2 separate regions of the Homo sapiens genome follow, and region 1 is linked to region 2. Evidence: read pairs that join two places in POLR2A ChIA-PET (ENCODE). Cell type or tissue: HepG2. All regions are shown on one strand. Each heading gives the region's core, and the rest is flanking DNA. Links, peaks and the distances in the headings are about the cores only. Region 1 overlaps NCOA3 (nuclear receptor coactivator 3). Region 2 has its middle 14 kb from the start of ZMYND8.

Region 1 (5,493 bases), core at 181-5,180, 210 kb after region 2:
CTCCTGGCCTCAAGCGGTCCTCCTACCTCAGCCTTTCAAAGTTCTGGGATTATAGGCATGAGCCACTGCGCCTGGCCCTATGCTTGACTTTTCAAACAGAAGTAGTGATTATATGGTACAATAAGACATCTACTCAAATTCCTAGGAAGAGGTGGTGTACTTGATAGCTTTTGTTTGTTTCATATATCCAGGGAAGGGAAAAATGGGAAGACTTAATTTTTTTGAGAGAGAATCTCGCTCTGTCACCCTGGCTGGAGTGCAGTGGCATAGTCTCGGGTCACTGCAACCTCTGCCTCCCAGGTTCAAGTGATTCTCCTGCTTCAACCTCCTGAGTAGTTGGGATTACAGGCGGATGCCATGTCGCCCGGCTAATTTCTGTATTTTTAGTAGAGTTGGGGTTTTGCCATGTTGGCCAGGCCAGCCTTGAACTCCTGACCTCAAGTGATTTGCCCGCCTTGCCTCCCAAAGTGCTGGGATTACAGGCGTGAGCCACCACGCCCGGCTGGAAGACTTAATTTGTGGGTGACTAATCATAATGCTTAAATGAAGAAAAGACAATAAAATTCAATCCCTCCTCTTCTTTTTGTCCTCAGGATCAAAATACTTGCTGGATGGTGGACTCAGAGACCAATAAAAATAAACTGCTTGAACATCCTTTGACTGGTTAGCCAGGTAATTCAGCTTTAGTTTGATTTGATCCTTTGTAATTTTTTGTCTTCAACCTTCTGAAGATATTACCCTCCTCTTTAATTTATGATTTAATTAAAACTATTTATGCTTCATGTTTTTCTCTTTAATGATTATTAAATGAATGTGCTTAGAGTACTTGAGTGAATACGTATGTGTATGTACAGTTGGCCCTTGAACAACTGAGGACTGGGGACACTGACCCCTTGTTCAGTAAAAAATGTGCAGAACTTTCGACTCCCCCCAAACTTAACTACTAATAACCTCCTCTTGCCTAGAAGCCTCACTGTTAATATAAACAGCTGATTAACACATATTTTGTATGTTACATATATTATATCCTGTATTCTTACAATAAAGTAAGCTAGAGAAAATAAAATGTTATTAAGAAAATTATGGCCAAGTGCAGTGACTCATGTTTATAATCCTAGCACTTTGAGAGGCTGAGGTGGTTAGATCACCTGAGTCCAGGAGTTTGAGAACAGTCTGGGCAACAGAGCGAAACCCCATCTCTACAGAGAATGCAAAAACTAGCCAGACATAGTGGCCTGTGCCTTAGTCCCTAGCACTAGAGACACTGAGGTGGGAGGATTGCCTGTGCCCATGAGGTTGAGGCTGCGCCTCAGCTGTGATTGTGCCACTGCACTCTAGCCTGGGCAACAGAATGAAACCCTGTCTCCAAAAAGAAAAAAAAGAAATAGAAAAAAGGAGAAAATTTTAAGGAGGCTGGACATGGTGGCTCACTCATATGCTCACAACTATGATCCTAGCACTTTGGGGATTGGAGGTGGGAGGATCACTTGAGGCCAGGAGTTGGAGACCAGCCTAAACAACACAGTAACACCCCCAGTTCTACAAAACACACAAAAAATTAGCTAGCAAGGTGGTGTGCGCTTGTAGTCCTAGCTGCTTGGGAGGCTGAGGTGGGAGATTGCTTGATCTCAGGAGTTTGAAGCTGCAGTGAGCTATGACTGCACCACTACACTTCAGCATGGGCAACAGTATGAAACCTTGTCTCTAGAAAATAAGTAAATAAATAAATAATTAAAAAGGAAAGACATGGCCGGATGCGGTGGCGCATGCCTGTAATCCCAGCACTTTGGGAGGCCAAGGTGGGTGGATCACCTGAGGTTAGGAGTTTGAGACCAGCCTGGCCAATGTGGTGAAGCTCCGTCTCTACTAAAAATACAAAAATTAGCCGGGCATAGTGGCGTGTGCCTGTAATCCCAGCTACTCGAAAAGCTGAGGCAGGAAAATCACTTGAACCTTGGAGGTGGAGGTTGTAGTGAGCTGAGATCATGCTACAGCACTCCAGCCTGGGCAACAGAGTGAGACTTCATCTCAAAAAAAAAAAAAAAAGTCATAAGGAAGAGAAAATATACATATTATTCATTAAGTGGATCATCATAAAGGTCTTCATTCTTTTCGTGAGGTTGAGTAGGCTTGAGGAGGAGAAAGAAGAGGAAATGTTGGTCCTACTGTCTTAGGCATGGCAGAAATAGAGAAAAATCTGCGTATAACAGAACAAATGCAGTTCAAATGTGTTGTACAAGGGGTTATGGTATTCGTATATATGTATATACATACAAATACAAACATAATTTTGGGGGAAGAGAAGAAATTCCCCCTCCTTATGTGTGAATATTTTAATGGCATTTAGTCAAACATCTGAATTAGCCTAACTTACATTTGCTGTTTCACCTTGTGAAGACAAATTTCCCCAGATTGCTTGTGCTGGCAAATAACATTTCATCTAACCCCTTTCTTAACTTTTTTTTTTTTTTTTTTTTTTTTTGAGACAGACTCCCTCTGTCACCCAGGCTGGAGTGCAGTGGTGTGATCTCGGCTTACTGCAGCTTCTGCCTCCTGGATTCAAGCAATTCTCATGCCTCAGCCTCCCAAGTAGCTGGGATTACAGGCGTGCACGGCCACATCCGGCTAAGTTTTGTATTTTTGGTAGAGATGGGATTTCACCATGTTGGCCAGGCTGAAACTCCTGGCCTCAAGTGACGTGCCTGCCTTGGCCTAAAGTGCTGGGATTATAGGCGTGAGCCACTACGCCTGGCCCCTTTTCTTAACTTTTAATATTACATCAGAATAGGAAAAATGAGAATAGAAAAAGCTGTCTAGTTGCCGAGAAAACAATCATGCTTTGCTTAGCTAAATTTCTTTTGGTAATCCCATCATTCTCTTGGTTAGCTAGGTTTGAAATCTGAGTTGTCTTTGAATCCCACCGTACTCTGATTCATTTGGTAAGCAGGCTTTATCTGGCTTTCTATTTTCATGTGTCCTGTATTTGTTCCACTTTCTGTTCCTAATTTTAGCTTCCGAGGCCAAGACCCCATAATTTCATGAGGGTGTTTTTCCTTGTCTCTACTGCTTCCTTGTCCACTCACTTAAAATTTAGCTAGATTTTCCTAAATGTATACTTTTAGCCAAGCTTATGTTGTGCTCTAAGTTTTGTGCTACCTTTCCTTGGCTTACAGAAAGAAAAAGTACAAACTCCCTTCTCTGACATTTCAAATGGTACTTTATCTGAGAATCTATCCAAGTTACCAGCCTTAGGTCTTGCAATTTCCCTGTAAAATCCCTCAGTTAATTGTGATATATACCCATTCTTCTGAACATGGCAGAGAACTATCTCCACAGGTTTTTTTTTTTTTTTTTTGAGACAGAGTTTGTTACCCAGCTTGGAGTGCAATGGCGCGATCTTGTTTCACTGCAACCTCCACTTCCAGGGTCAAGTGATTCTCCTGCCTCAGCCTCCTGAGTAGCTGGGATTACAGGCACGCGCCACCCTGCCCGGCTAATTTTGTATTTTTAGTAGAGACGGGGTTTCACCATGTTGGCCAGGCTGGTCTTGAACTCCTGACCTTAGGTGATCTACCTGCCTCGGCCTCCCAAAGTGCTGGGGTTACAGGTGTGAACCACTGTGCTCGGCCAATTTTTTCTTTTTTAAATACCTTTTATTTGGAAGTATACATTTACAAAAGTTACAAAAATATAGTATAAAGAACATCTGGATATCCGTTATCCAGACTTACCCACTTGCTTATTTGTATTTGTGCTGTCCTACTCTCTTTTCTCTTTTTCTACCCACGTAAACACACACACAATTTTTTTTTTTAACCATTTGAGGGTGAGTTACATATGTTATGCTTCTTTCCCCTAATACTTCTGTTGTATTCCTACAGATAGGGTCATTCTCTTATATAACCATGGTACAGTTAATAACTTCATAAATGGACATCGATGAAATCTATCGCCCATATTCCAGTTTTGTCAGTTGACCTAAGAAAGTCTCTTGTAGCATTTTCTATGCTTCCTGTATAGACTACAGTCTGGGGTCAGGTTCTGCATTCAGTTATTATTTCTCTTTGGCCTCCTTTTTCCTGGGATATTTTCACAGCCTGTCTTTATCTCTTATGACATTGGCATTTTTGAGAACACAACCCTTCCCTAACCCCTTTACTCTGTTCAGTGGAGATGTTCTTCATTTTATGTTGGTCTGAAATTTCCTTGTGATTAGATTAAGATGTTATGGATTCTTGGCAGGAATACTGCATCCGCAATGTGATACTCTGAGATGGAGTCATATGACGTCCGTCTGTCCCTTATTGTGATGCAAATTTTGATCCCTTGGCCAAGGTGTTGCCAGATTTCTCCACCATTTGGTTTTTTTGCCCTCTCTTTTGCCAAGCAATAAGCAGCTTGTGGGGAAACAATGCAGATATTCTGATTCTTTTCACGGTTTCTTCTAGATTTAGCATCCATTGACTCTTGTCTGATCCAGCTTTTTATTGTGATGATTGCAAAATGGTCATTTTTTTCTTTCCAGCATTCCTTTCCCATTACCCGTCGGATCTTGGCTGTATTCCATAATCAATAGCCCTATGTATTGGTGATGGATTCATGAATTCCTATTTTTTGAATGGTTTACAATTCACTTACCCTGCTTAATTATTTTAGTGCTCAAATTGTCCTAGAAGTTTGGCTAGTGAAACTCCTGTAAGTGGGCCGCTGTGTCCTTGTGGGGAATAAAAGTTTTAGAGACCAAGATCTCTCTGAGTGCTAGGTGTCCTCACTACTTCTGGGCTGTTTTCTCATCTTGGCCTTTTTAGTGGATAGAGCTAGGAAATAATATGCATGCTTATACACATACATGTACATATACATACTCATACAGTCATCCCTTCGTACCTGAGGGTGATTGGGTCTAAGACCCTTTGTGTGCACCAAAATCTGCTGATGCTTAAGTTCTTTAAACTATAAAGTAGCAATTGTATTTGCATATAACCCATGTTCAATTTCTTGTATGCTTTAAGTCATCTCTAGATTACTTATAAGAATCTAACACAGTGTAAATACTGTGTAGGTTGTTGTTAAACTGTATTTTTTAATTTGTATTTTATTGCTGTATTGTTTTTTTAAATTTATTTTTTGAGTATTTTTGATCCATGGATGCAGAATCCACGATACAGAGGGCCGACTTCGCATGTGTTCATTGAAACATACATATACATATTTTAGAAATCATGAGCTTATATCAGTATGTACGTCTTTATTCCATGTCTACAGGGTTCTTTGTACTTCATTTTTTATTTTTATGTCCCTTATTATTATGTGGGAATCCTGACTCTCAACCTTAGTACATTTACTCATTTGCCTAATCCTCTAATACATCTAAAATAATTTCAGAATTGGTTTTTTCATTTCACTGCAATAAACAAACTGAAAATGAGTGGAGCATTTGTCTATAATTCTTCTCCACCTCCCAATTTTACCCAAGACCGAGAGTAAACAGTT
Region 2 (5,251 bases), core at 252-5,251:
AGTGAACGTCAATTCCTGGGGCTCAGTACAAATGCTTTAAAACAATTTGCTCAATACTGGGCACAATAGGCTTAATGTGGCCTTGCTAAGTTCCTGGAGTGACTTCTATGGGCTTTAGCCTCCTCCTGCTGCCACCACTGCCTCCATCGCCCTCCTCGTTGTCATGACGACATCTCCTCCTCCTCATCTTTACCTTGGAAGAGTGGCTTGCACTTATTGAGGTGCCATGTGCCAGGCACTGTTCCAAACACACTTTACGTATTAATTAATTTAACCCCTCCAACAACCCTATGAGGCAGGTACAAGGATAACCCCCATTTTACAGGTGAGAAACCTGAGGTGCAGAGAGATCAAGTAATTTACACATCTGAAAAAAGGAAAACATTCATAAGAAAAATGAAACCTCAGCCTACTTGGCCTCTAAAATTTCAAGAAGCTAAAACTATGGAGAAACCAACACTTACAGGTGATCAGGAACCAATTTACCAACAACAGCAGCAAAAAATAGACCAAACACAAACAGAAATTCCAGAGAGGGCAATTCAATCACAATTCATCTCGTGTTCTGAGGCCCCCCAAACCTCCCTGTGTTTTCCATCCACCTGGTCCCTCAAGTCCCAGATCTGGACATCACCCTTGACCACCGCTTCCCCATCTCCCATCCCAAGCCCTGTGGCTTCACCTTCTGAGCGCCTTCCACTGCCGACTGCGGCGGCGTAGCTCCATTCTGCACAGGTGCTTGGCTCCAGAGCCACCATTATCTGCTATCTGGGCTGGAAGGGAACAGCCTCCTCACCCCGACTCTGCTCCCATCCTCCACCCTCAGCTGCTGGAAGGATCTTTTGAAATTTCAATTTGGGCCAGATCACATCCCCATCCCCCAACCCCCACCTCTAAAACCCTTCACAGGTTTCCCATTGTTCTCAGGCCACAGTCTGAAATTCTTCAACGAGCCCTAGGGGGCCTGTAGGATTCCCTTCTCCAGCTTTTGCTCAGGGTCTGAGCTCCAGCCAGCTTCAAAGACTGAGTGAGTTTGCCTGGATTCAAATCTTGGCTCTGCCTTTCACTCACTGTGCCACCGCATGTAAGTAACTTAACCTCTCTGGGCCTCTAAAGTGGGGATAATAGCACCTCCTAGAGTGTTGTCAGGATTAAATTAATTCATGTAGTAAAAAGTGCTCACTTAGCACAGCATCTGGCACCCAGTTAGCTATTGCTATTGTTATTGCTGTCAGGTAACTCCTACTCATCCTTCAAAACCCAACACAAAATTCATTTCTTCAGGACAGCCTTCCCAGACTCATTTCCCAAAAAAAATCAGATCCTAGGCTGGGCATGGTGGCTCACGCCAGTAATCCCAGCACTTTAGGAGGCCGAGGTGTGTGATCACCTGAGGTCAGGAGTTCAGGACCAGCCTGGCCAACATGGTGAAACCCCGTCTCTACTAAAAAATACAAAAATTAGCCGGGTGTGGTGGCGGGCGCTTGTAATCCCAGCTACTCTGGAGGCTGAGACAGGAGAATTGCTTAAACCTGGGAGGCGGAGGTTGCAGTGAGCGAGATCATGCCACTGCACTCCAGCCTGGGCGACAAGAGCAAAACTCTGTCTCAAAAAAAAAAAATCAGATCCTCCAGTTATATGGTGTCCTCATAGTGCCCATGACAATCATAATTTAATACTTTATACATGTTTAATCACCAGGTACAAATTTTATTTTATTTTTTTTGAGACAGAGTCTTGCTCTGTCACCCAAGCTGGAGTTCAGTGGCCCGATCTTGGCTCACTGCAACCTCCATCCCAGGTTCAAGCGATTCTCCCACCTCAGCCTCCTGAGTAGCTGGGACTACTGGCACGAAACACCATACCCAACTAATTTTTGTATTTTTTGTAGAGACGGGGTTTCGCCACTTGCCCAGGCTGGTCTTGAAGTCCTGGGCTCAAGCAATCCGCCTGCCTTGAACTCTCAAAGTACTGGGATTACAGATGTGAGCCACCGTGCCGGGCAGGTATAAATTCCTATGATCGAGTTCTTACCTACTGTCTGTTTTGTTCAATTCTGTATCACTCTGGCACATAGTAGGTGCTCAAAAATAATTTGGTGAATATTGGACAAGAGAGTAGCTGAATGAATCAGCTGCAGAGGAGCCCAAATCCCCACTTTTCAAGTTAAATAATTAGAAAAATCGGCTTTTGGCCAGGCGTGGTGGCTCACACCTGTAATCCCAGCACTGTGGGAGGCCGAGGCAGGCGGATCACGAGGTCAGGAGATCGAGACCGTCTTGGCTAACACGGTGAAACCTCGTCTCTATTAAAAATACAAAAAAAATTAGCCGGGCGTGGTGGCGGGCACCTATAGTCCCAGCTACTCGGGAGGCTGAGGCAGGAGAATGGCATGAACCCGGGAGGCGGAGCTTGCAGTGAGCCAAGATTGCGCCACTGCACTCCAGCCTGGGTGACAGAGCGAGACTCTGTCTCAAAAAAAAAAAAAAAAGAAAAATCGGCTTTTAATGAGGATGCAGGAAAACTGAAGCCCACTGAGGGTAACTGGGTTACAAAAGGAAGCCGCAGTGATTCCAATGTAAAGCAAAACTGGGAGCGTGGCCCAGAGAGCTGCAGTGCAGGGGCTGGGTTAGCCTAAGAGCTGACTACTTGGTATTCACAGCAAGCAGCTCAAACAAAGAGAGAGGAGAGGGACGAATTCCATGGGGAGCTGAAGGCCAAAGGCCCGAAGCTGAAGGCAGAAGTGGTGGATTACCCTGGGGGCGGGAGGCTTCCAGCTGCAGAAATCGCCCAGATTCTAGGAATCCATCCCACCCGTGCCCCTGCTCACTGCTGTCTTACCTGAATTGCCTGCCCGCAACCCTTCGGCTCACCAGCCTCGGGAACAGTGACTCACTCCAATGCCTCTGGTCCCAGCTACAGCCCAGGCCTCCACCAGCCTGATGTCAGAACCTCTGTAGGGTGGCCAGGTCTAGCAAATACAAATACAGGATGCCCAGTTCAGTTTGAATTTCAGATAAACAAGGAATCTTTTTTTTAGTATAAGTACATCCTGTATCAGTCTGGCACCTCTACCTCTCTGGTCCCATCAAACTCTCCCCAGCAATGTCCTTTCACAGTTACCTTTCTGCTGCTCAGAGTCTTGAGCCTCCTTGGAAGATAAACTGGCCCCCTGTGACCTCTGGGTAAGGGAGAAACCAACGCCAGCCGAATAGGGTGGGGTAAGGACCTCCCCGCCACCACCAAAAAAAAAAAAAAAAATGCAGGCACAGTGGCTGAAGCCTGTAATCCCAGTGCTTTGGGAGGCTGACTTGGGAGGATCCTTGAGGCTAGGAGTTTGAGACCAGCCTGAGCAACACAGCACGATCTCTTCTCTACAAAAAATTTTAAAAATTAACTGGGCTTGGTGGTGCACACCTGTAGTCCCACCTACTCAGGAGGCAGAGGCAAGAGGATTACTTGAGCCCAGGAGTTCAAGGCTGCAGTAAGCTATGATCATGGCACTGCACTCCAGCCTGGGTGACAGAGCAAAACCGCATCTGAGAAAAAAAGGAAAAATAAATGACCTACCCAGTTCTTAGCACAGAATACATTCTCCATAAAAAGCAACTTCATACAGCCATCCTTTACTCTACGGTCACCTAGGGGCCTCTCACAAGTCCTTGTGAGATACATGGCATGGATGGTTGAACCCTTTTCACAGAGGAGAAAACTGGGGGCCTGCTAATTGGTGGAAGGGCCAAGAAGAAAAGTCCTGCTCTTTAGGATTCTGCTGCTAAAGCTCTGCTGGAGTCTGTCAGATGTGAATATGCAGGAAACTATAAGCCACATGAGAGCAGGTTAACTGTGGCTTCACCGATGGACTCCTGGATCCCAGCACAGTGCTCCAGCCCTTAGCAGCTGCTCCGGAAATAACTGCAGAGCAGCTGAGCGTGATGCCTCACGCCTGTAATCCCAGCACTTTGGGAGGCCGAGAGGGGCGGATCACTTGAGGTCAGGAGTTCGAGACCAGCCTGGCCTTCATGGCAAAACCTCATCGCCACTAAAAACACAAAAGTTAGTTAAGTGTGGTGGTGGGTGCCTGTAATCCCAGCTACTCAGGAGGCTGAGGCAGAAGAATCGCTTGAACCCGGGAGGTGGAGGTTGCAGTGAGCCGAGATCACACCACTGCACCCTAACCTGGGTGACAGAGTGAAACTCTGCCTCAAAAAAAGAAAGAAATAATTGCAGAGCGAATACAAATCCACCAGAGTCTCCACGACGACCTGATAATAGAGCACACACTTGTGGTCAGGCCCCTTCTCTCAATCTCTCTCTCTCTCTCTCTCTCTCTCTCTCTCTCTCTCTCTCTGTCTCTCCCCTGCACCCCTCTGCCCTGCCCCATGTTCTGGGTCTTGAGCCCAGGTCTGTCTTTCTGTGCTGTCTCCGTAGCCCCAACTACATGGCTACGTGGTGGGGAGAAGGAGAGGATGAAGCTTAAGGCAGATTTCTGGCTTTTCTCCCCAAATGAAGCAAAATAACAAATGTAGCTTCAAAAGGAAAGCAGCATGATCATGGAAATGTCAAAACAGCCACGTTCTTTTCTAGCCAGGCAGAAGAGACTTTATAGAACCTGACTCAACACAGTTGCATTCAGCATTCCTTAAACACCTAACATAAGCTCCCCTTTACTGGCAAATTGCCCTGAAACAATTAGGAGGTAAAGGAATTCCCAGAAGAAAAGGATTTTCTAGGGCCTTTGAAGAGATGTGTTGACTCTAACCCAAACAACCCTCTGAGAACATGGAGCCACTTGGTTAGCTCTCTTTGAGAGTTGTCCAACAGGTAAAGCAGGGGCATCCACCAGTATCTGTTTTTAATTGCTTCTGTCTTTACCCAAGGTCAGAAATGAACATTGGGATTTGACTGAGGAGTTACTTTCCATTTCTTACTTATGTTTTCTTTATTCAGTTATAGGGACAGGGTGGCCATGGGGATGGTGAGGGAAGTTTGGACTTTGAGACCATTTTGATCAGGGCCTTTACTCTTTATAAATGGGAAGTGACTTGCAGGCATTAATAGGCTCATCAGGTTCTCACCTTTGGTGCATCTCCCCCATGGTCAGTGCCAGCCTAGTCATGGATCTCGACCTGATCAGTGGACTTTTCTCCATAAACTTTCCCTAACACCTGGAGAGATACTTCAGCTGCAATGTCACCTCCTCAGAGAGGCCTTCCTTGATTGCATTATCTAGAGGAGATTCCCACCCAGC

Evidence for each region. Peaks named below come from ENCODE experiments on the same cell type or tissue, not always from the same donor. Only the 100,000 strongest peaks of a DNase experiment are listed, where the experiment ranks them.
Region 1: POLR2A ChIA-PET joins it to region 2 with 9 read pairs; 3 of 35 experiments call an interaction of 5 or more read pairs at or near these places.

Annotation. Positions count from the first base shown.
Region 1 is chr20:47,582,590-47,588,082 of GRCh38, forward strand. NCOA3 (nuclear receptor coactivator 3) reads left to right here. Exons shown (of 23, transcript NM_181659.3): 2 at 594-672. Among named protein-coding and RNA genes, the nearest start is that of NCOA3, 83 kb to the left of the region's middle. In HepG2, for the core only: no CTCF peak of the experiment used is centred there; no DNase peak of the experiment used is centred there.
Region 2 is chr20:47,368,360-47,373,610 of GRCh38, forward strand. No RefSeq gene overlaps it. Among named protein-coding and RNA genes, the nearest start is that of ZMYND8, 14 kb to the left of the region's middle. RefSeq lists an enhancer at 4,369-4,987. In HepG2, for the core only: no CTCF peak of the experiment used is centred there; DNase peaks (open chromatin) are centred at 2,682 and 4,682; H3K4me3 peaks cover 370 bases.